Regions from separate parts of the Mus musculus genome. Here region 1 is linked to region 2. Evidence: chromatin loops called from intact Hi-C (ENCODE). Cell type or tissue: left cerebral cortex. All regions are shown on one strand. Each heading gives the region's core, and the rest is flanking DNA. Links, peaks and the distances in the headings are about the cores only.

What was found. Hi-C counts contacts between places; a loop is a spot of excess contacts. Peaks named below come from ENCODE experiments on the same cell type or tissue, not always from the same donor. Only the 100,000 strongest peaks of a DNase experiment are listed, where the experiment ranks them.
Region 1: a loop joins it to region 2, with 4 times the contacts of the local background. A loop is called at or near these places in 4 of 42 quality-filtered maps.

What each region holds. Positions count from the first base shown.
Region 1 is chr7:25,060,226-25,068,225 of GRCm38, reverse strand. It overlaps Grik5 (glutamate receptor, ionotropic, kainate 5 (gamma 2)), which reads left to right. Exons shown (of 20, transcript NM_008168.2): 3 at 52-216; 4 at 2,756-2,853; 5 at 2,932-3,097; 6 at 5,170-5,348; 7 at 7,443-7,496; 8 at 7,595-7,756. Among named protein-coding and RNA genes, the nearest start is that of Grik5, 8.1 kb to the left of the region's middle. In left cerebral cortex, for the core only: no CTCF peak of the experiment used is centred there; DNase peaks (open chromatin) are centred at 4,123 and 4,642; H3K27ac peaks cover 1,421 bases.
Region 2 is chr7:24,998,074-25,013,425 of GRCm38, reverse strand. It overlaps Atp1a3 (ATPase, Na+/K+ transporting, alpha 3 polypeptide), which reads left to right and starts at 7,489. Exons shown (of 23, transcript NM_001290469.1): 1 at 7,489-7,671; 2 at 12,268-12,354; 3 at 12,447-12,506; 4 at 12,646-12,849; 5 at 14,413-14,526; 6 at 14,618-14,752. The coding sequence starts at 7,666. Grik5 (glutamate receptor, ionotropic, kainate 5 (gamma 2)) reads left to right here. Exons shown (of 20, transcript NM_008168.2): 20 at 2,632-3,577. The coding sequence ends at 3,057. In left cerebral cortex, for the core only: CTCF peaks have their summits at 2,985 (motif pointing left) and 3,194 (motif pointing left); DNase peaks (open chromatin) are centred at 6,604, 7,125, 7,436, 7,948 and 10 more places; H3K4me3 peaks cover 3,975 bases; H3K27ac peaks cover 6,467 bases.

The sequences.
Region 1 (8,000 bases), core at 1-8,000, 55 kb before region 2:
CCTTTCTCAGGCCCAGGAACCTGGCCCCTCCCAACTCCTGTCTCCTCTCAGCTGCAATCCTGGACGACCAGACCGTGTGTGGCCGTGGTGAGCGTCTGGCCCTGGCCCTGGCCCGAGAGCAGATCAATGGGATCATCGAGGTCCCAGCCAAGGCCAGAGTGGAAGTAGACATCTTTGAGCTGCAGCGGGACAGCCAGTACGAGACCACGGACACCAGTGAGCGGGGCCTCAGGGGCGTGGGGTGAGGCAGGGCAGGTGGGGCCTCCTCAGCTCAGCCTTGTTCCCATCCCCTGCACCTGCTCCTTCCTTGCCTGGCTGGCTCTGTCTCACAAAGTGGCTGCAGCTGGGGTGACAGGCCCAGGCACTGAGGCATGGGGCTTTAAAACTCCCTGGTGGGTCAGGAAAGGTGTTCTGGAACAGTCTAGTCTGGGGCCTGCTGCAGGTGAGCAGGAGGTGGAGTACGTACAGTCCCAGATCACCCTGCAGAGCAGGCTTGCCCTGTGGTAGGTCGGGCTGCAGAAGTGTCTGTCGATGCTCACGGACTCGTAAATGGCAGTGCCTGCTATCCTACTTCGCTTTTTGTGGCCGTAATAAAACACTGTCCAAAATCAACTTGTGGAGGAAAGGGTTCATTTTAGATTGCAGGTTAAATAGGCCAGTATGGAGGCAAGCCAGGACAAGAACTCAAAGCAGGAAACTGTGGAGGCAGGAACTGGAGCAGAGGCCATGGAGGAGCGCTGCTTACTGGCTGACTCCTCTTGGCTTGCTTTCCTACATACCCCCACATCCACCTGCCCAGGGGCAACACCCCCCCACAGCTGAGCCCTCCCACTTCAGTCATTAATCAGTTACCCTCATAGACTTGCCTGTAGGCCAGTCTGATGGAGGAAGCTGCTCTGTCGTGGTTCCCGCTTCCCCATGACTGTAGTTTATGTCAGGTTGACAAAAACTAAGCAGCACACTCGCCTAGCTGTGCTGGGATCATAGTTCTTTGCAACCTTCTGCATTAAAACACATTTTAGTAAGGCAGTCTTGGCACACACCTTTAATCCCAGCACTCGGGAGGCAGAGGTAGGTGGATTTCTGGGAGTTAGAGGCCAGCCTGGTCTACACAGAGAAAGACCCTGCCTCGAAAAACAAAAGAAAAAAAAAAAAAAAACGATAAGACATGTTTCTATACTGGGCATGGTGGCTCCACCTGTATCTCAGCACTTGGAAGGCTGAGGCAGGAGAGTTTGCCTGAATTTTAAGCCAATCTTGGCTACACAGTGAGTTTTAGGCTAGCCTGAGCTATCGAGTAAGATCCTGCCTGAAAAAAATAAACCAAACCCAAACTCAAACTCAAAACAGCAGACTGGTTAGGACCGAGATGTGCTCCACTGAGTGTTCATAATACATAGGTTTGACTCTAAGCACAATACATAAACAAATGTGTAAACAATTTGCTTTCTCAAGAGTCTTATCAAGAGCTTTGTTAGAGCATGTGGGTTTCAAATCGCCAACGGGGAGAATGGGGTGGACTGTGTTTCAGGCTTTTTGACTGGTACATCACAGACACAGTCTAGAAGAAGCTGAGCTGGATGGAGGCTTGAAGAGGCAGAGGGTAGAACAGGTGTGCACTTAGAGTTGAGCCAAGGAACAGGGTGTGAGGTGAGGCCATCTTGACCAGCTGGAGTCCGTGTGTGTTTGAGGGGATCCTGAAAATGAAGCCAAGTCTGAGGAAAGCGGGGACCCACAGTCAAAGGGAGATTCCTGACATGTCTGTAAAGTAACTGGACCTAGCCATTCGTGAAATAATCCTAGGAAATCGTGAATTCCGTAGCCACTGATTAGTCCATAGTCCTCTCAGTGGCGTGGTCTGATTTCTATTATCCGTTCTCTGTGTCACTCTCCTTCCCTCCATTAACCCCACCATGGCCTCACACATTCTAGGCAAGCTTTCCAAACAACCCAGTCAGGCTGTTCTCAGGCTATCCTGAGATCCTGTCATGGCTCACTCATAGCAGCTAAATGGGATGTCATGTCTCCATCAGACTCCTTCCTTCTGTGCCCTCCGTGTTGTGGGTCCTACTGCACAGGACCAGATACCTGAAAATGGTCCTTGCTTTTCATCTCTCTCCCGCCTCTTATTTGTCTCCGGACTCTTTTCCTGTCCATCTCCTCTACGTCCTCTGTAACCTTGCCCTACTTGGGGATGGCCAGCTTAAGGCACACATCACCCACCTCATTCACCGCTCATATTCAGCTTCAAGTGCCGGTTTCACAGGGAGGGCATAATGGGTAGTAGAGTGACTGAAGAAGTTGGGAGGGAGAAGAAGACAGTTCTTGGTTTGCAGTTCAAAAGGAAGCTCACAGAGCTGAGCACAGTGGTTCAGGCCTGTAGTCCCAGAACTTGGAGGCCCAGGCAGGAAGGGTATGATATGAGTTCAAGGCTAAGTCTTGTTTACATCTAAGATCCAGGACACTCTGGGCTGTATACCTTGCCTCAGTGTATGCACACACACATACACACACCATGGTGTCCACATGCTTTCCCATGTTCTCTTGGCTTGGCCTGTCTCTCCGTGGCTTTTCCCCCCATGGCTCCCTCTGTATGAGCAGGCCAGGGACTGGTCTTCTGGGGTCCAGGCTGGTGGAGGGGAACCCACAGCTCTCACCCTCTGGATCCTCTCTTGGACCAGGTCAGTTTCCTGAGGGTGGGGCAGGAGCAGAAGCAGAGGGTCCCTGACTCTGGTTTCTTCTCTGCTCTTCACAGTGTGTCAGATCCTGCCCAAGGGGGTTGTATCTGTCTTGGGACCCTCCTCCAGCCCAGCTTCTGCCTCCACCGTGAGCCATATCTGTGGGGAGAAGGAGGTGAGATTGGGCATGGTGGGAGAGGGTTTGGGGGTGAGATTTGAATCCCTGGCAAACAACATCTCCCTTTCTGTCCAGATTCCCCACATCAAGGTGGGTCCTGAGGAGACGCCCCGCCTTCAGTACCTTCGCTTCGCATCTGTCAGCCTGTACCCCAGTAATGAAGATGTCAGCCTGGCAGTCTCCCGAATCCTCAAGTCCTTTAACTACCCCTCAGCTAGCCTCATCTGCGCCAAGGCTGAGTGTGAGCAAGAACTGGGTCTTCTGTTCCCATTCTCTTTAGGCATTCCTTCCTAAGAGCCCTGGTGTTCCACGGGGTTCCCTCTATCTTTCCCCTTCAGGAACTGGGACATTGGTTCCATAGACCCCAGTACCCCCTTGCCCCTGAGAGACCCACGTGACAGTGAACCCCTTTTGCCCGGCTCTCATGAGGATCTTTCAGGATAGCAGGGGCAGTGCTGGCATGTAACTTTTAAACATGTATTATTAATTTTGAATTAGTGTACAAAATGTTAGATTTTATTTGACATGTTCATGTGTACTATGTCATTTTGCTTATAACTGCCCTCTGCATGCAGCTCTTGGTCTAGGGAAGGTCTCAGGTATTATTAATTTTGAATTAGTGTACAAAATGTTAGATTTTATTTGACATGTTCATGTGTACTATGTCATTTTGCTTATAACTGCCCTCTGCATGCAGCTCTTGGTCTAGGGAAGGTCTCAGGCCACAGAGTGTTCCAGGAGCTCAGAGTCCCAGGGCGCAGACACAGAGCTGCCAGGAGATGTACGGGGCCTATGGAAGGGGTTCTGAGCCATCTGGCAGGCTCAGAGCCCATATCCTAGGAATGCTACCTCTAAGCTGAACTTGAAGCATTGGAGAGCATGTTCTGATCAGGGGCCTTGGTGGGACAGAGGTGGAGAGCCCCAGAATACAGCCCCCAGGAGGTCCCCAGGCCAGAGTGTGGAACAGTGAAGTGAGAGGTCAGAGAATCCTTGGAGATTTCAAAGCAACAGCACAGAATGAGGAGACATGGTCAGATCTGTTTATAGAGAAGTGACAGACATAGCAACATACGTGTATCAGAGAGACCAGAAGGATGCAGAAGGAGAAGTGGGTTAGGTGAGATGGTGGCAGTTGGTTGTCGAGCCAAGCCTCCTTGAGGAGAGTTGGATGGGGCAGGGCAGGGTGTGCAGGTCGTGGGTGATACCAGAACTCAGGAGAGAGGAGGAGAGCAGTCTGTTCAAGTGAGCACATTGGCTGTGATGTTCAAGTGTGGTGGCCTGGGGGCGGGTTGTGAGTGTGGAGTTGGGGGAGGGTACCGAGCCTTGGAGCTCCTAGAAGGAAGTTCTCTTTCTGGAGGTTCTCGCTGAGCAGCTGCTGTGTGTCAGACTCTCGTGGTAGGACAGGCACGAGAGAGGTAGGCACAAATGGTTGTCCTTGTCAGACCTTGCCAATGACAGAAGTCAGGCAAAACCTATGTCTGGTTGGTAAGGTCAGTTCTCTGGAGAAGGAGGAAGGTCCTAAGTTTGGAGTAGCGGTAGGGAAAGTGGTGGCTGTGGGCCTCTCAGAGACGTTGTCATCTAAGGAAAGAAAGATCAAGGATCAGCAGGAACCTGGAGAAATGGGGTTCCAGGTAGAGGGACAGCCAGGCTAAGGCCACAGGACGGAAGGCTGACTGTGGGACAAGGAGACCCATGTGGCTGGACCAAGTGCAAGCATTAAATGACAGAGGGGATGAGAAGCTTGGCACAGATCAGAGCCACATCTGTTTGCATCACTCTGGCTACTGCGTGGGGAGCAGACTCAAGCAAGTGTGGCCAATGCAGGAGGAGAGAGATAGCGGTGGCTTATGCCAGGGCGGCAACAGACCGTGTGGTGTGGTCTGACAGGCTGTGATGTGTTTTGAAGATAGAGTCTGGGTAAGTGAGGGAAAGAAAGAGGCTGCCATCAATGTTCTGGCCAGAGAACAGGCACATGGCGATGGGTTGTCACCTGAAGGATGAAGACAGGTGGAAGGAGACAGTTACCTGCTGTGTCAGACATTCCATTGAGTGGTCAGGAAGAGGTAGGTCAGATACCTGGAAATCTGGGAAGATTTTTTACAGGGGGTTTCACTTGGGAATCCCTCAAAGAATTAAGTCCCCAAGCCCAGTGTCCAAGAGCCCCAGCTGTTCCAGAGACAGCCACGTCACCTTCTGAGCATGCCCTCCAGTCTTAGGCCCAGCTGCCATTGCTGGAAGAGGAAGGAACATCTGTGGGCTGTGTCTAGGGAGGCAGAAGGAAGGGTTCTAACACAGGGCCCAACCCTCCTTCAGGCCTGCTGCGGCTAGAAGAACTGGTGCGAGGCTTCCTCATCTCCAAGGAGACACTGTCCGTGAGGATGCTTGATGACAGCCGGGACCCCACGCCGCTACTCAAGGAGATCCGAGATGACAAAGTGTCCACCATCATCATTGATGCCAATGCGTCCATCTCCCACCTTGTCCTCCGTAAGGTGGGTCTCCTCCTCTTATTTTCCATAGAACTGGGGGTACAGATAACCTCAGTGGTGGGAAGTGGGCTTTGTAGGGTCTGTTTTGCAGCTCCCTGGTCACATGACCTGGGACAGTCCCTTATTTTGTCTGTGAAACGCAGCCATCAGTTGGTCTTACCTCTTTGGCTTGTGAGGGTGGTAAGCCTAAGCAGGGCAAGTCCTTAGTCATGTTGGCCCAGAGTAGACATCTTAGTCATCAGCCTATAGGACTCTGTTGTTGCTAAGGGTTTGTTTCCTTTTAAAAAGATTTATTATTTTAATTATGTATAGGTGGGGGAGGGGTATGTGCACATAAGTGCTGGTCCCTTTGGAAGACAGAGGTGTGGGAGTCCCCTGGGATTGGTGTTACAGGCAGTTATGAGCCAAGTGGGTGCCAGGAATCAAACTTGGGTCTTCTGCAGCTACGGTACACTTTCTTAACTGCAGAGCCATCCCTCTAGCCACTGTTGTTTTTGAGGTGAGATCTTTCTTCCGGTAGTTCAGGCTGATCTTGAACTTGAGAACTTTTAGGGTTTTCCTTGGAGCTCTATGTATATCTTTTTTTTTTTTTTCCCTGAGACAGGGTTTCTCTGTGTAGCCCTGGCTGTCCTGGAACTCACTCTGTAGACCAGGCTGGCCTCGGACTCAGAGATCCGCCTGCCTCTGCCTCCCAAGTGCTGGGATTAAAGGCATGCGCCACCACGCCCGGCTTCTGTGTATATCCTTAACTGGGACTCTCCCCCACCACTCAGGGCAGATATGTTGAACATCATATAGACATGGAAGCTGGGCTTCTAGAGGCAAGGGCCCAGAGCACCAGGACCTTTCCCCCTGGGCTTAACACATGCCATCCATCAGTGAGCCACACTCATTAATCATTCATTCCCTTCCCTGGGCTTAATTTTTCTTTATAATCAAATTTGTATTATTTTTCTCCATTTGTTTTTCATTTATTTTTCTCTTAATTAAAACCATATGTCACTGCTGATTGTAGGCTGCTGGAAGAAGTGTTGATCAGGCTCTTGAGGATATAGAGGGCTTAGGGAAGACTCTCTGGGTTGACAGACCTCCTGGGCAGAGACCGAAGCCTCTCCCAGGGTACTGTGTGCATTGAGGTCTCCTCTCTTCTGTCTTGCCCATCCCTGATACCCATGTGCGCAAGCCCAGCTTCTACCCCACTAGAAGTACAAGCTGGAGCCCTGAAATGTTAGAATTCTCCTGTGCGGTCAGGATGGGAAGTTCTTATGTGAGGAGCCTCATGCAGCCTGTCCTCCTGGAGAATCATAAGATGGAGAGAGCTTAAAGAAGGGACCTGAAATTCTAATTGATTGCCTCAACTGCAGAATTTCATTTTCTCCTCTCCCTCCCTCCCTTCCTCCCTCCCCCCCCTCCTTCCTTCTTTCCTCCTCTCCCTTCCTTTCCTATCCTCCTCTCTCCTTGCCTTCACTCCCTGCCCCTCCCTCCTTCTCTTTTTCTTTTGGTATTTTTGGGGATCGAATCTGTGGCCTTGTATCTGTTAGTTGAGGGCTCTGCCACTGAGCTGGATCCTTAGCCATTCCACCTCATTTGAGCCAAGATCTTCCAAAGTTGCCAGTCTGGCCTTAAGCTCACTCTGTAGCCCAGACAGGTTTAAGCCATTTGAATAGCTGGGATTACAGGTCCATGCCCCCAGGCCCAGCACCCGGGTTCTTTTCTGATGGATGATCAACCAAGCTGAGCCCTAAACACTGGCAGTGCCCATGACATTGGATGTCTTAGGCTAAGGTTTCTGTCCCTACCTGCCCCATGTCCCAGGCTTCCATTTGTCCCCGGTAGGAAGTTTTGAGTGCCTTCACTGGAAACAGTAGACATTCGAGGGCCCCGCTCTCTGCTCTGCCTGGCACCAGTCAGCATGGTGGAATGCAAGGGACCCAAGTCCCTTCTACCCTCACTTGTGTCTCCTGCTTGCTCATTTTGTCTGGGTGTCTCTTACTGTGTTTTCTACTGGGTGTCTCCTCACCAGGCCTGTCTCTAAATCTCTCTTCCCCTCTTGGGTTCCCCCGTTCTCTGCCTCTCGGCCTCTCCTGTGTTCTCCAGGCTTCGGAGCTGGGAATGACCTCAGCGTTTTACAAGTACATCCTCACCACCATGGTACGTACTCTGACCTATACCCCTCCCCAACTCCCACCTACCTCACTTCCCTACTTCATTCCTGCTTCAGGCCTTACCACTCTTCTTCTTGGTCCCAGGACTTTCCCATCCTGCATCTGGATGGTATCGTGGAGGACTCCTCCAACATCCTGGGCTTTTCCATGTTCAACACCTCCCACCCCTTCTACCCAGAGTTTGTGCGCAGCCTCAACATGTCCTGGAGGGAGAACTGTGAAGCCAGCACCTATCCTGGCCCTGCGGTGAGCATACAGATACCCACTGGCACGTGAGACACACTGTGCACTGACTCTGGGGACGGCTTGCGAATCTCATTCTGATCATACCCAAGACCTCATAGTGAGGCCCCATGATGAGTCTGACCCAGACTTCCTCTCAATATCTCAAGCTTCTCCATCATCAACCCAGGGCAGGCATGGCCTCCGGCCGTTTGTGCTCCCCCACCACTGCCCCATCTCCTACGCATCTCCTGCAGAACCAGCACCT
Region 2 (15,352 bases), core at 1-8,000:
CTCCAACAAAGAGTCTAGGGCATGGGAAGGACAGAGGCGGGAAGGAGAGCCAGGGGAGTGAGGAGAATTCAAGGAAGGAGGGGTGTGGAGGACCCCAGAGGCTGAGAGCAGGATGCTGAAATGAACGGCTGGTGTGGGGGTGCACTCGGGAGGCAGAGGCAGGCAGACAGACAAAGCCCAAGGGCTTCATAATCCTGGCATTGGGAAGCCGAGGAAGGAGGATTGCCACAGTTGGCCTCAGCCTCTCAAGTGGTAGCACTGTGAGCACCCCACTCAGCCCATATCATAGCCATGTAAGACCATCATCCAGGGGCCGTTTTATTCCCTATGGTCTCCAAGAGGAGTGGTATATGTCCAAAGAGGGAAGCAGGGGAGGAAGTGCCTGGGCCAGATTTCACTATGGTTTCCCTGGGAAAGGCAGGGCAGATATATAAATACAACAGAGAAGGGAACGGGGAATCTAGGATAAGAGAAAGGACAGAGGAGGGACTGGCTGTTTTGAATCATGTTTGTAGGTTTGGAATATGGGGACTGTTTGTTGGTTTGCTTGCTTAGTATGTGTGATACTGAGGCTAGAGGCCAGGGCCTCACATGTGCCAGGCAAACATCTACCACGAAGCCCTATGTCTACCCCGCCACTGAGCTGCTTAGGTTCATCTTCACCCTTGCATTTTACTTTCTAAGACAGGGTCTTACTAAGTCTCCTGTCTGGCCTTGAGTTCACCCCTCAGCCCAGGATGGCTTTGACCTTGAATCCTCCTGCCTCAGCCTTCGAAGAAGCTAGGGTCAAAGGTCAGCAACCCCAGGCCTCTCTAGATTCACTACTATTTGGTTTGTATGTTTGGTCTCTAAAACTTGGCTGGTTCTCAGAGGTACAGCCTTCCACCCCCCTGTAAGAGCCTGGGACATCAAACACCCCGAGTCAAGAATCAAAAGCATAATGCACACACTTAGTGGCGGCTGGCAGCAGGCCGCTCAGTTCCTCGAAGGAGGGCCTCTCCTCGGGGCTGCCTAAGTGCCCTCTGCATCTCATGTCCGCCAGCAAATGATCCAAGCAGGAGCAAGACAGGCAGGAAATAGGCCATTCTGGCCACATCCTGTCACTCAGAGCAACCCTGATGGAATGTCAGAGAGGGGAAAGACTTAGAGACTAGATACCGTATCGCCCAAATGTGCATTTTCCCCCACTCCAACAATTATTGTTGGTTTGGTTTTTGTTTTAGTTTTGTTTATTTATCTGTGATTTCGGATGTGCATCTGTACATCATAACCCAGAGTTTGGATCTGAGTGTGGCAATAGAAGCCAACTTTTGGGATTCAGTTCTCTCCCTCTGCCATGTGGGTCCATCAGACTCCATGGCTCAGCCATCTTCCTGACCCCAGTTTGGATTTCTGAGACAAGGTCTTGCTATGTAGCCCCTGCTGGAACTCACTGTGTAGCTCATGTTGACCTGAAACTTATAGTGATCCTCCTGTCTCAGCTTCTAAAGCGCTGGGATTTCAGGTAGGTGTCACCACACCCAGCTCCAAAGTTTGTAAATGCAGCGCCTTCTCTGATGTCCCCTGGGGTGCGTGAGAGTGCAGTAATGTAATGCCAAATGTCAGAGCTTGCACTCAGCCCCCACCCCCACCCCCAGGCAGAGCCCGGAGTGGAGTTGGCTCACATCCCCCTGCTCCAGCCTGCCGAAGTAGGGACGATAATATCCACAGCCCCCTCACAGGGCTTCCTACTCACCTTGTCTCCCTCCAGTCAGTCCTCAGCACAGATCAAGCGATCTGACAGAGCCAGCAGCCCTCTACTTGAGCTCTCCAGTGGCTCCTGTTGGACCCTGGAGTACATCAAAAGCCTTGTAATGGTCTAGTGGCCTGACCCAGCTGGTCTCCACCCTCTGGCCTCATCTCCTCCCCTCACTCCTCCCAAGGCAGGCCTCGCCTCACTCAGTACCTTTGCATTGGAGAATGCCCAGGTCCTTTTTCATGGGGCACACCCTTTACATAAAGATCTCACTTAGGGCTTCCTCATCTGCCCTGCCTCAGAGACAGTATCCTGCCCACCCACACTCTACCTGTGTTATTTCTCTCTGAAGCACTTATCTGACAGAGCGTCTATGTTTTTATTTGTTCTTTTCTGTCTATGCATACTTAAGGAGGGCTGGGGGGGGTATTTTTGTTTGTTTGTTTGGTTGGTTGGTTTTGGCTTTTGTTTTTCCCAGATTCCTGGGTTTGGAACCCAGAACCTTAGACGTTTTGGGCAAGCCCTCTACCGCTGACCGATATCCCAAGTCCTAAGAGTTCTGTTTTATTCTTTCCTATAACACGGGTGCCTGGCACTCAATAAATATGCCTGTAGTAGTGTGGGGCAGAAATGGTGTGTGGCGTGGTCATGGCAGTCAGAGCATCTTGTTTGGAAAGACAAGAGTCAGAAAGTAAAAGGCAGAGTCAGGGACAAACCCAAGGAAAGATGGGGCAGAGAGAGGGATACAGGGGATGGTGGGGGTGCGGTACAGGAAGCGAAAGCCTTGGCGGAAGGAACAGAATTGGGAGGGGAGAGGTGCAGAAGGTGCAGAAAAGAGGTGGGGGCGGAAAGGGAGGACGCGGCGGGCCTCGAAGTGACTGTCCCGCCGCCCCCAGGTGTCGGTGTGCCAGGAGATGCTGCAGGAGCTACGCCACGCCGTGTCTTGCCGAAAGACCTCGCGTTCCCGCCGGCGCCGGCGCCCTGGTGGCCCGAGCCGGGCCCTGCTGTCGCTGCGCGCAGTCCGCGAGATGCGACTCAGCAACGGCAAGCTCTACTCGGCCGGCGCGGGCGGGGACGCGGGCGCGCACGGGGGTCCGCAGCGCCTCCTGGACGACCCCGGACCTCCTGGGGGACCCCGGCCCCAGGCTCCCACGCCCTGCACGCACGTGCGCGTCTGCCAGGAGTGCAGGCGCATCCAGGCGCTGCGAGCTTCGGGGGCCGGGGCGCCCCCACGTGGCCTGGGCACCCCAGCCGAAGCCACCAGCCCGCCTCGGCCGCGGCCAGGCCCCACCGGACCCCGCGAGCTGACCGAGCACGAATGACCGTGGACGGGGCCGGGCGTGCGCCCCGACTGACTGCAGGGACGCGATGCGCCCCAGACGGACAGGACGCCGCGATTTTGCCTTCAATTCCTGGTGAAGTCCGAGCCCGGCTCCGGAGCAGGCCTGCGCCTCCTAGTGGACTTGAGCAAGGGTGTCGCGGACGCCCGCATTCTATCCCGCACCGTGGACGGGAGGAGCGCAGAGACCGAGGACTCTAAGGGCCACGGACTGTGGGGGCTGCTCCCGGAGTTGGAAAGCGGTCCGCGGGGAGGACCCCAACCTGGGACTGCCCAGATGCCCCAAGACTTGACACGGCTCTCCACACTTCTGGAGGTGGGGAGGGCCTCTGGACATGTGGGTGTCCCCTGGTGCCCCTCTCTTCTCTTTCTCTCTTTTTTGGGGGGAGAAACCTCAGAAATTTCTATGAGACGCCCCCAGGGAGAGGGTCTCTTGGGCCCCTATACCTCCCCCTGCCACATCCCAGTCCTGTTGGAATAAAAAAAAGAACAAAACCCCAAAACTGGGAATACCTGGGTTTTATTTTCTGGGGGAGGGAGGTCAATGGACGTTTTTAGACCCTGGGAGTTTACCGAAAACAGCAAGAGATTTGCACACTCGCCACCTTGCACAATGCCCGCTGCATGCAGGTCAGCTCAGGTCCCAGCAGCCGCCCCCTCTCCATTGACCTTCTCAGGACAGAAGGAGGCTGCGACAGAGACCCTGAGACAGATGGAGAGATGCAGGATCTGAGAAGGCGGAGTAATTGGGAGGGAAGACTCGAAAGAACGAAACCAGATGGGGCTGGGGGGATGGGAGAGCCTGGAAATTGTTCCTGTTAAAGCCGGAGGTGGCCCCTATAGTGGGAATGTGGGACTGGGCTATAGTGAATTGAGAGCTTGGGAGTCGCGTGTGTGACCCCTGTGAAGCCACCTTCAAGAATGACTAGCCCTTGAAGTCATATCTCTCTCCAGCCCTCAAGAGAGGACGTGAGGAAGGGGGAGAGGGGGAAGGGGACTGAGGGATGGTTGAGCAGAGAGAAGGGTGGGTCTGCCTTCTGTCCCCGCCTTCCTCACCACTCTGGAGGTTTCTCTGGAGAAAGGACGACTGAAGGTCACACAGCGGGAACCAGAACGAGGCCGAGCAGAAACGGGAGAGAGATGCAGCGGGGGCGGGGAAGAAGCAGACGGGTAGAGAAGAGGGAAAAGATCTTGATGCGGGCAAAATAGGTGAGGGCTGGAAAGAGAGGCGAGAAGAGGGTGGGCAGAGAGAGAGAGAGACTCTGAGAGGCGAAGAGATTGCAGAAGGGGACACATTCCTGGGAGCGCGACTCAAATGAAACAGGGAAGGGAAAGGGCACAGGGGGTTAAGGTGACAGACAGAAAGACATAGAAAGCTAAAGGAAGACCCGAGGGGACCCGAAGGATGAAGAAGACCAGATTAAGAACCGGCAGCTGGCGGAGCCCGCCCTTCAACCTTTACAAGGACTCGGGAGCTGTCCGTTCAGCACCCCGCCTCCCATACCAGGCTCATAGCCTTCCGTGGTCCCCCTGCAGAAGGACACGCCCCAAGGTCCCCCTCTTTCCCCGCCCTCCCGTGTCAGTCTGCTTCGTGCGGTGTCCTCAGTCTCCACTTGGCCGCTTCTGTATCTCAGACTTTTGGTGTGTGTGTCATCCGAGGCCAGATCCAGCGGCTTTGCTGTCTCTGTATCTCTAAGAGACTGATTAATCACCCTGTCCTGGGGCTGGATGCAGTTGAAGTGGCTGTCATTGCGGATTTTTCTGTTTGCACCCCCCTCTCTTTGTGCTCTTCTCTATTTTTGAACCCACCGAATTTATCCTCTTTTTCTCTCTACATTTGGCAAACCTATCCTCTGCCCAGCAATCTAAGGTGCCCTGTGTCTCTGTCACCCTCACTGAACATGCCTGCCACAGTCTCCCTGGCTGTTCGTTCATCTCTGCCTTGGCAAATCCTCTGTCATGCCTCTGTAATTCTCTATCTAGGTGGTTCCTGTCCGTATCTCCTCTCTCTCTCCCCCTTCTTCCTCTCACTGAGCTCTTCCGCCCTCCTCCATCCCTGTGACCTTCCAAAGTCTCCCCACCCCCCTTCTGCAGAGTCTCGCATTGGGAGCGTTATGCACCAGTCATCAGTTTAGTCAGCCTTGTGTCTAAGGAAGAATTACATGAAGGAGCCTGAGCCTGTGTCTGGGGTGGGACCTCCAGCCCAGTTAGAAGGCAGGAGGAGCATGCATCTCCTGAGATCTACGACCCTCCTGCCTCCACCCGCCCCAGCCCTTCCCTGCATCTCTAACCTGTCCTCTGTGGACCAGGCACAGACCTCCAGGCTTATTACATCTTGAGAGAAGGAAAGGATAAATGAATAAATGTTGGTAAAAATCCCTCCATCCCATGGGTAAGGAACAGACTTGAGGAAGGGGTGTCTGAGACCCCCCCCCCCTCAGACACCTGCACCTGTGCTGAAAGGTGGGGCTCCTTCTCCTTCCCTTGTCTCCATGGCAACAAGCCGGATCTGCAGGCCCAACCTCCTTTGCTGCAGAGTCAGCCTCCCTGTTACCATGGCAACAGGGGACCGCAGGAGGGATGGGAATGGGCCAGAGAACAGGGTTGTGATGAAGCTCTAGGTGCTGGGGGAAGCCCCCTTCCTCCTTCTAATGTGGTACTATCTCTATTCCTGCCCAAGGCCATCACTCTGTGTCTCTGTGTCCCTCCTTTCCCATGTCCCCTTGAGGTCAGGATCATCTTACTCCTCAAACCCCTTTTTGAGCAAGGTCTCACCATGTATTTCCTGGTTGTCTTGGTGCTTTCTGTGAAGACCTGGCTGGCCTTGAACTCATAAAGATCTGCCATAAAGACTGCTTTTCTGAGTGCTGGGATTAAAGGCATGTTCCACCATGGCCATCAGATCCTTAATCTTAGCATGCACCAAACCCTGCATAGTCAACTCACTCCCTGCTCCTGGCCAGAGTTCTCGTTCCCCACCCCTGTCTTCTACCAGCATCCCCAGAGAGAGTCTAAAATGTTCCCATGAGCAAAATGTTGTCAAGGTGGGCATGGGAGACTGACTCCTCAGGCTCGGATGAGGAGGATAATGGGTGCTGTGTGTGAGAGGCAGGCCTGAGAGCATGGACAAGCAGGAGGCGGGACACAAGCGCATCCTTTTATACACACGGGGATGTGGGTGTGGTGTGTGGGTAGGAGCATTGGGATATGTTTGAAGGTGCAACAAACTCCTGCATCATGACAGCGCAGTAATGTAGGATGTGTGAGATGGTCTCTCGTGGCTGAGTTCTGAATGACTCTGTTATGTGTGAGTGTGTGCACTTTTTTGCCTGTCATTCACAGCAGTTATCTGGCCTGTTTGTACAGCAAGCCTTTTCTCATGCCCCAAACACACCGGGGTATGTGCAAGTGTGTTTGATGGTATTGTATGTTTGTGCGCCAGTGGCCACAGAGGCCTCTGTGAGTGTCTGGAGGAAATGTGGGTCTTATGCTTGCGCAATGGTGCTAAGTGAAGCAATCTCTTGGCTCTCTGTGTGAGATGGTGCAAGGTCAGCTGTGGTGCAGTGTGTGATGGGAGTCTGTGAGGTGGTGTTCTGAGGGCGTGGGCTCTCCACAGCACTTCCGCATCGTGACTGGGTTTCTCTTGTGGTGTGATGGGTGTGAGCTCTTTATAGATTCTCCTTTGGCTGGTTTTTGAGCCTCTGGTTGAAAGATCATGGTGGTGGTGGTGGTGGTGGTGGTGTGTGTGTGGTGTGACTGGGATGTGGTTGAGAGCCTTTGGTGGTACACGTGGAGGTGATGGTGGTACCTGCATGGTGGGGGCATTTCCAGGCCCCCTGGTATGTTCTTGTGGCTTTGTGTCTCCTTTGTGCTGTGTGTGGTGATGCATCTTTGGTAGTTCAGTCATGGGGACACAGTGCAGAGGATATTAGGACCCCCTCCCACCTCCGCAACACCCCTCCACATGTCTCCCCATCAGGCATTATCTTCTTCCTGAACAGTGTCAAACATAGACTCCTGGGGTCCCTTCTACATACTGCAAGATGGTGGCACTCTGGGGCCCTGCATTACTGCAATTCACTGGGCCTTTCCTCCCACCCTGTATCTACCCCACTCCCAGAAGGAGGCAGATTCCAGGGTGCCTCACCCTCAAAGCCTCGGTCCCTAAGATACCTCCCTATATTGAGGGGGGGTCTCTGAGTCCCCACCCTGGGGATGTCCGGGATCACCCCCCCCCCCCGCACTGTGCTCAGCTTCTCAGTGGCCGCCACTTTGCAGAAACAAGGTTGGAGCGGTGAGGGGGGGAAGGGGGAGTACAGCTGCAGTACTGGGGGCCGGGCCGCAAGCTGTCCGTCTGCTCAGTACTGCTCCTGATTGGCCGGAGCCGCCTCCCCCCGCGGGCGCGGGCATATGAGGAGGCGGAGGCCCCGGCCGCCGCAGCCTCTGTGCGGTGGGACCCACGGACCGACAGACGCACGCTCCCACCGCGGCGCGGGCGCTGCAGAGGCCCCCAGCCCGAGCCCGCGCCTGAGCCCATCCTGCGGCCACCGCTCATCAGTCTGAACGCCGCTCTTCCCGCGGAGCCGCCAAGATGGGGGTAGGTGCAGGGGTCGGCTGGACTCTGTGTGCGTGACATCGTGTCCAGTGACTTTGGCTGTGTGCCGGAGTTGGGGTCTCCTGCCCTCCTGAGCCCTGGGGCCGAGTCTGCGGGGACCCGGGAGCCGGCTGACCTGACTAGTTTGTGTGGCTGGGAAAGTGGGCTATTGAGTCGAAGGGGGAATCTGTGGCGCATGTTGGAGGCTTTGTCCACGGGGGGGCGGAGGGCTGGCCCTTAGCATCTCGGTTTGACCTTGTGCGGTTGCTCGTGTGCCCCTTGCATGAGTGTGGCGGCACGAGTGCAAATGCTTGAGGGCGAATGTGTGTGCGCGTGCTTCCGGCTTAATTAATGCAGCCCTAACAGGGTCTGCAGCCATCTGTGCACCCCCTCCCATCTCAAAGCCCGCTACCTGTCTGGGTGTGTCTGAGAGCTATGCCAGTGTTTAGGGGTCATCAAGACCCCATCCCCTCCCCTGGTTCAATGGAGACAGATACAGGTTATGAGTTAGACATAAGATGACCTCTCTTTCTCCTTGCAGACCTGGATAAGGGTGATCTGCAGTGACAGACCTGGGGCTGCAGAGGTTTCGCAGCCCCTAATCTGGGGGGGGGGGGGCGCGTACAGACATGAGGGCTGGGAAGAGGGGGAGGAGCAGGAGATGGCTGGCAGACAAGTGCCTGGCTGAGGGTGTGCAAGCACAGCCGTGTGGTGGGGGTGGGGGGAGCTCGCATGCCTGCTATGTCCTTGCCTCCGTGTCCGTGTGTCCTTCTCTGTCTGTGCATCTCTCCAGCAGATGCAGCCTCCTTCCTTGACCGACCACTTGACCCCTGCAGCAGCTCTGGATTCCTCCCTGTGTGTCTGGGGTGGGGCTTGGGGAGGGCTGTCAGAGAAGGAAGTGGATGGATTGGGGGGACCCCTCCCCGGGTAAAGAGAAAGGGGTCAGCATGGGGAGCCAAAGGGAACATGAACGGTGGGGAGAAAGATGGCGGATGAAGGGCCTACGGATGAAGATGGGGGATGGAACTGCAGATCTGTGGGCTGGGTGGGTGAGGGGGGATGGGAGGGAGGGCTAGATGGGGGAGGGTTAGGAGAGAAAGGGGGAAGTGAGAGTCAGTGATGGCTTTCAGGTAAGTGGAATGAAGTGGGGGGGGTACGGATGGTTGGGAGAGAAGAGAGGGCGCAGGGCTTTGGGAAAGGGGGGTCTTAGAGAAATGGGGATGGGAAGGGAAGGAAATGATTTAGATGTGAGAGAGACAGACAAGGCAGAAACAGAAAGAGACATTGAAAACCAAAAAAAAAAAAAGGGACAAGACATCGAGACAAAGAGAGAGACAGACGTGGAAAGACACAGAGAGACCAAAGGAGAAACTGAAAGAAACCAACCAACCAACCAAACAAACAAACAAATAAAAAATACACTTGAGTAGTGGAAAGAAGAGGCAGAGGTTAGACCGGGAGGTCAAGGTAGGCCTTGGTCAAGGTTTTAGAAAAGACAGTGGCAGGTACCCCGAGATGGGGGTGGGGAGGGCAGAGGCTGCGTGAGCCATGCAGGTTTCAAGGAGGTGGACGGACGCCGTGGAAAATGGCTAGGAGCTGCAGTGGCAGGCTGCAATGAGGCAGACAGAGCCCCCACCCCTAGAGGTGCTCCCACCCTGCAGTGTGCCCATCTGAGCTTCCTGTCTTTCCTGGGAACGCCTCAGTTCCTCATGCCAACAGATGGAAGCCACCCTAGGGGAATCTGCTCATGGCAAGGGCAAGAAGAAGCTGAGGCTTGGTCCCTGGGGACATGGATGCGACTGTCCTCCCAGGGGACTGGACTCCCAGTCTTCCCTTCTCAGATATGAGGGTTCAGGCCTTCAACCCATTCCCTCAGACTCAGGAGGCCAGGCCCAGCATCCTCCCTCACACCTAGGAGTCCAGGCCCCAGACCTTCTGTGTCGGAGCCAGAAGTTGAGCCCTCTATTTCTCATAAAGACCCACACTGCAGCTCCCAGTGATTTGGGGACAGGGCAGCTGATTCCCCTGCCACCCGGCTCACTTCTCCCCTTGACCTCAAGACTGGCTGTTTTCACATCCCTCCACATGTCTGCCTCATCTGCGGGGGCTGACACAACGCCCTGCAGCCCATACGTGCCTCCTTGTCTGAGACGCAGTATTGCTGCAGGGCTGGCCTGGAGCCAAGCTCCCAGCTCCCCGGTGCACTCTTCCTTGGTGGTCCCAGGCTTCCAGGGCTACAGCCCTTCTCTAGGTTCCGAAGGCAGCTCTGGGTCTGGGGGCAGACAGCAGGCAAGTCTGGTTGCTACAAGGTCACGAGGAGATTAGCGCTGAGCTGCACTGAGCCTCCGATCCCAGCTTGGCCCTGGGCCTGCAGGATCTGTCAGCATCCCTTTGCCTCAGCCCACCTCTCCTGCCAGCCTCGGACACCACGCTCCCCACCTGCCCAGGCCACCAAATAAGAATTCAGTTCAGACCTAAGGCTTTTTTTTCTTGCTCTTCCATACCCCAAATCTACCCCCTCCCAATTCCTACTTATTCCTCGAGGGCAGAGCATGCCCATGCCCGTTCAAGACTGTCTGCAGTACACAGCTGTCTGCAGGAGAGAAGTCAGGTTCATATCTTGTCCATGGAGTCTCTTGGGAATGACTACTTACATGTGGCACACTGCCTCCCATGGGAGAGCCTTTGTCCCATGTCATTTGGAGTGCCCTCTCCTCTCATGATTTGCCTGGCTCTGTGTGTGTGTGTGTGTGTGTGTGTGTGTGTGTGTGTGTGTGTGGTCTCCCAAGATCGTCTGAGTCCTTTGAGACATCCACAGTCTCAGGTCAAACAAAGAGCTGGGGAGACAGGCAGTGACCTCCACGGAGACCTTGTGCTGGAAAAGCAGGTACCAAAGGCAGGAAGAGAGAAATAAGTAGAGCAGGGAGAGACAGACTCACAGACACAGAGCTGGGCATCCTGACAGACAGACATTTAAGAGGCAGGAGAAAGAAGGACATCAGGAATTTGAGACTAGCTTGTTCTACATAGTGAGACACCTGCTGGAGATGATAGATAGATAGATAGATAGATAGATAGATAGATAGATAGATAGATAGATAGATAGTCAGATAGACAGACAGATAGACAGACAGATAGATAGACAGAATATTCTAAGAGAGAAGACTCTAGAGTGAGACAGATACATAGAGGGAGGGAGAGAGGAAGATTCCAGAATGAGATAGGAGCAGAGACAGACAGACAGACAGAGAAAGATCTAGAGTGACAGACAACCCAGAGAAGAGAGGTGAGAACTAGACAGTGACCTCAGGAAATACTCTCAAGAGATGACAACTGCAACACCCAGACAGAGCAAATCAACAGCCAACACAGGCCCTCAGAGATGATCTGCAATCCCAGCAGACTCTGGGAAAGAGAGGAGCCCAGAGGCTCGGGGATGGGAAGAGCCAGGGACTAAAAAGAGACGAGGCAGGCTCATACTCAAAGACAGCATCAAAGGAGGGGAGAGAGGGAGGAGAAGAGCTGCCTAGATGAGGCACAGCTAGGCGAGGGGGCAGGGGTAGAAAGAGACAGAGATGAGCTGGCAAGTTAGAAATACAGATCAAAAGAGGAGAGTTGGCCACAAAATCTGGAAAGTTCAAGAGGCCCAAGAAGAAGACAAAGGATACATAGAATGCTAGGAGGGCAGCTCAGTGGGCAGCGTACCTGCCTGCCTGCCTGCCTGCCTGCCTGCCTTACACAGAGCTCTGGGTTCTGTCAGTCAGTCACTAGCACTGTGTAAACAGTGCATGGTAGTGTAGGCCTGTTATCCCAGCCCTGCAGAGGTGGAGGCAGGAGGATGAGAAATTCAAGTTTTAGCCTTGACTATATAGGAAGGTCAAGGCCAGCTTAGACTATATAGGACTTTGTCTCAAATGTACATGTGCACACACACACACAAAAGCTGGACATGGTAGTTCATGACCATAATCCCACCACTTGGGAGGTTGAGGCAGGAGGATTGTCATGAGTTCTCATCTGGGATCTATAGTGATTTCTGGAAGAGCTTTGGCTAAAAAAATAAGAGCCCATTTCCAATAATAATAATAATAGCTATTATTATTGGAATTAATAATAATAACAACAATAATAGTTAGAATTAATAATAATTCCAACAATAATAATTATTATTAGAATTATTATTATTAACAATAATAATAATAAGCCAGAGAATAGGCTCAGTGAGCAGCAAAGGGGTTTTCCTCTTAGCCTGGTGACCTGCATTTGACTCCCAAGCACACAATGAAAGGCTATCCTCTGACCTCCACACAAACACACTAAATAAATAAATAAGTAAATAATAAAAGATTTTTTGGAAATAAAATGGCAAAGGGGAGAGATTCACAAACATGAGAGACAGACAGGAACCCTGAGTCCCAAAGATAACCTCAATGGAAGCAGACACAGTGAGACCCTGAGAGACATAGAGATAACCCCAGTCTAGAGATACAGAGGCCAGGCCAAGATGAGAGCCGGGGCACGCAGGGCCGGTGTCGCTCTGGAACCCCTTCTCGCCCGCAGTCTGGTGGTTCTGACAGCTACCGTGTCGCCACCTCGCAGGACAAAAAAGATGACAAGAGCTCGCCCAAGAAGAGCAAGGCCAAAGAGCGCCGGGACCTGGATGACCTCAAGAAGGAAGTGGCTATGGTAAGTGCCGCTCCCTTGCTAGTGCTATCCCAGAATCGTTCCATCCACCCGAAGAACCTGTGTCTCACAATCTCCCCCAAACCATTCTTCAGACAGAGCACAAGATGTCAGTAGAAGAGGTCTGCCGGAAATACAATACTGACTGCGTGCAGGTGAGGATGGGCGGAGCCAGGGCTGATGGGAGTTGGGTCTGAGGGAGGAGGGCTCTGGGTACTCGAGGGTGCTTGTTTTGATGTGGGGTGCCAGGGCTTCTCAGGGAAGGTTTCTATATGAGCCCCATATCTTCTTTAGGGTCTGACACACAGTAAAGCCCAGGAGATCCTAGCCCGGGATGGGCCTAACGCCCTCACACCACCGCCCACCACCCCAGAATGGGTCAAGTTCTGCCGGCAGCTGTTTGGTGGCTTCTCTATCCTGCTGTGGATCGGGGCAATCCTTTGCTTCCTGGCCTATGGCATCCAGGCAGGGACGGAGGATGACCCTTCCGGTGACAATGTGAGTGTGCCCCACCACCCTGGCCTGTCTGTGTAAAACCCCACACATTGAAGAACACACCCACAGCCCGCCTAGACTCCCCACCTCCCATCATCCAACTGTCACAATTGCCTCTGAGAAAACAAGGTCAAAAATAAAGAAACCGCAGCTCCCTGCAGCCTCCTAAGTCAGCTGGGGTGTAGCTCAGTGGTGGGGTATTTATTTCGCAAGCTCTCATGAGAACCTGGCCTCCGTTCTCTGCATTCATACAGGACGTGTGGTGGCATGCAGCTGTTACCCCCCCCACACACACACACACAGGGAACTGAGACAGGAAGGTCATGAGTTCAAGTCCAGCCTAGGCTAAATAGCAGACTGCTGTCTCAAAAAATGTTGGCTAGGGAAATGACTTCATCAGTAAGGCACTGGCTGTACAACCAGGGGGAGGCTTGCTTAAGTCCCCAGCGCCCACACAAAGCAGGGAACTGGCATGTATCTGTAATACCAAAACTTCACAGGGCTGGAGAGGTGGCCCAGTGACTAGGAGAACTTGCCTTGCAGAGGACCTGGGTTCAGTTCCCAACACTCGCTCACTTGCCACCATCCATAACTACAGTTCCAGGGGTTGGGTCCAGTGCCCCCTCCTGAACTCTATGGCAGCAGGCACCATGGTGTGCAAGCGTATATATGTATATGTATATGTATATGTATACGTATATAAATAGACCTTTTTTTTTTTTTTTTTTTTTTTTTTTTTTGGTTTTTCGAGACAGGGTTTCTCTGTGTAGCTTTGGCTGTCCTGGAACTCACTTTGTAGACCAGGCTGGCCTCGAACTCAGAAATCCGCCTGCCTCTGCCTCCCAAGTGCTGGGATTAAAGGCGTGCGCCACCACGCCCGGCTTAAATAGATCTTTTAAAAACCAAACAAAACCCAAAAGGCCCTCTCTCAAAGTAGATGGTGAAGACCAATACCAAATGTCATCTGACTTCCACAAGTGTGCCACGGTGTGTGCTCACATGCACACGCATGTGCGCACTCACACACACACACACACACACACACACACACACACACACTCAGGCAGCCCGGACAAAATCAGGATCCACAGAGCCAGCATGATGGCCCACACCTGTCAGGCCAGCATCAGGGACTCCAACCCAGAAGGATCAAAAGTTCAAGGCCAGAGCCCGGCGGTGGGGGCACCTGCCTCCTTTCATCCCAGCACTTGGGAGGCAGAGGCAAACAGATCTCTGTGGGTTCCAGGTCTTCCTGGTTTAGTGAGTTCCAGAACAGCCAGGACTACCCAGAGAAACCCTGTCTCAAAATAAGTAAGTAAATTAATTAATTAAAATACAAATAAACACAAAACGACAGGCTAACAAATACACTCAAACACACATTCTTACAACTGCAAGGCGAGGCCTTCAGGCACACAAGCAGACAGACAGACAGAGAGACACACACAGAGAGAACAAGGACACAGATGTGTTCACGAAGCTCCCTCACAGACTCCAGTGACCCCGGGATGGAGGCAGGGGGCGGTTAGGGCTGCCGTAACGCCCTGTCCTGCCGTGTCCCCACAGCTGTACCTGGGCATAGTGCTGGCCGCAGTCGTGATCATCACCGGCTGCTTCTCCTACTACCAAGAAGCCAAGAGTTCTAAGATCATGGAGTCCTTCAAGAACATGGTCCCCCAGGTAAAGAGGGCTCGGCAAGGGGGGCTGTGCCAGGGACTCCCTCCCTGGCAGACGGAGGTTGAGAGGGGACTGTTCTGTGTCTCACACGCAGCAAGCCCTTGTGATCCGGGAAGGTGAAAAGATGCAGGTGAATGCGGAGGAGGTGGTGGTCGGGGACCTGGTGGAGATCAAGGGTGGTGACCGGGTGCCAGCTGACCTGCGCATCATCTCGGCCCATGGCTGCAAGGTGAGGCAATGCCTCAGGTTCCAGCTCCATTTTTTTCTCTGAAGAATAAGGAGGGAAAATAAATCCCTGAATGTCTCCTACAGACAGACCCCAGTTCCAGGCCCCAGCCCTCCTCCCTCAGACCCAGAAGTCCAGGCCCTGCCCTCCTCCCTCAGACCCAGAAGTCCAGGCCCTGCCCTCCTCCCTCAGACCCAGAAGTCCAGGCCCTGCCCTCCTCCCTCAGACCCAGAAGTCCAGGCCCTGCCCTCCTCCCTCAGACCCAGAAGTCCAGGCCCTGCCCTCCTCCCTCAGACCCAGAAGTCCAGGCTCTGCTCTCCTCCCTCAGACCCATGCCTGGGTCCATGCCCTGCCCTCCTCCCTCAGACCCAGAAGTCCAGGCTCTGCCCTCCTCCCTCAGACCCATGCCTGGGTCCATGCCCTGCCCTCCTCCCTCAGACCCAGAAGTCCAGGCCCTGCCCTCCTCCCTCAGACCCAGAAGTCCAGGCCCTGCCCTCCTCCCTCAGACCCAAGTCCAGGCTCTGCTCTCCTCCCTCAGACCCATGCCTGGGTCCATGCCCTGCCCTCCTCCCTCAGACCCAGAAGTCCAGGCTCTGCCCTCCT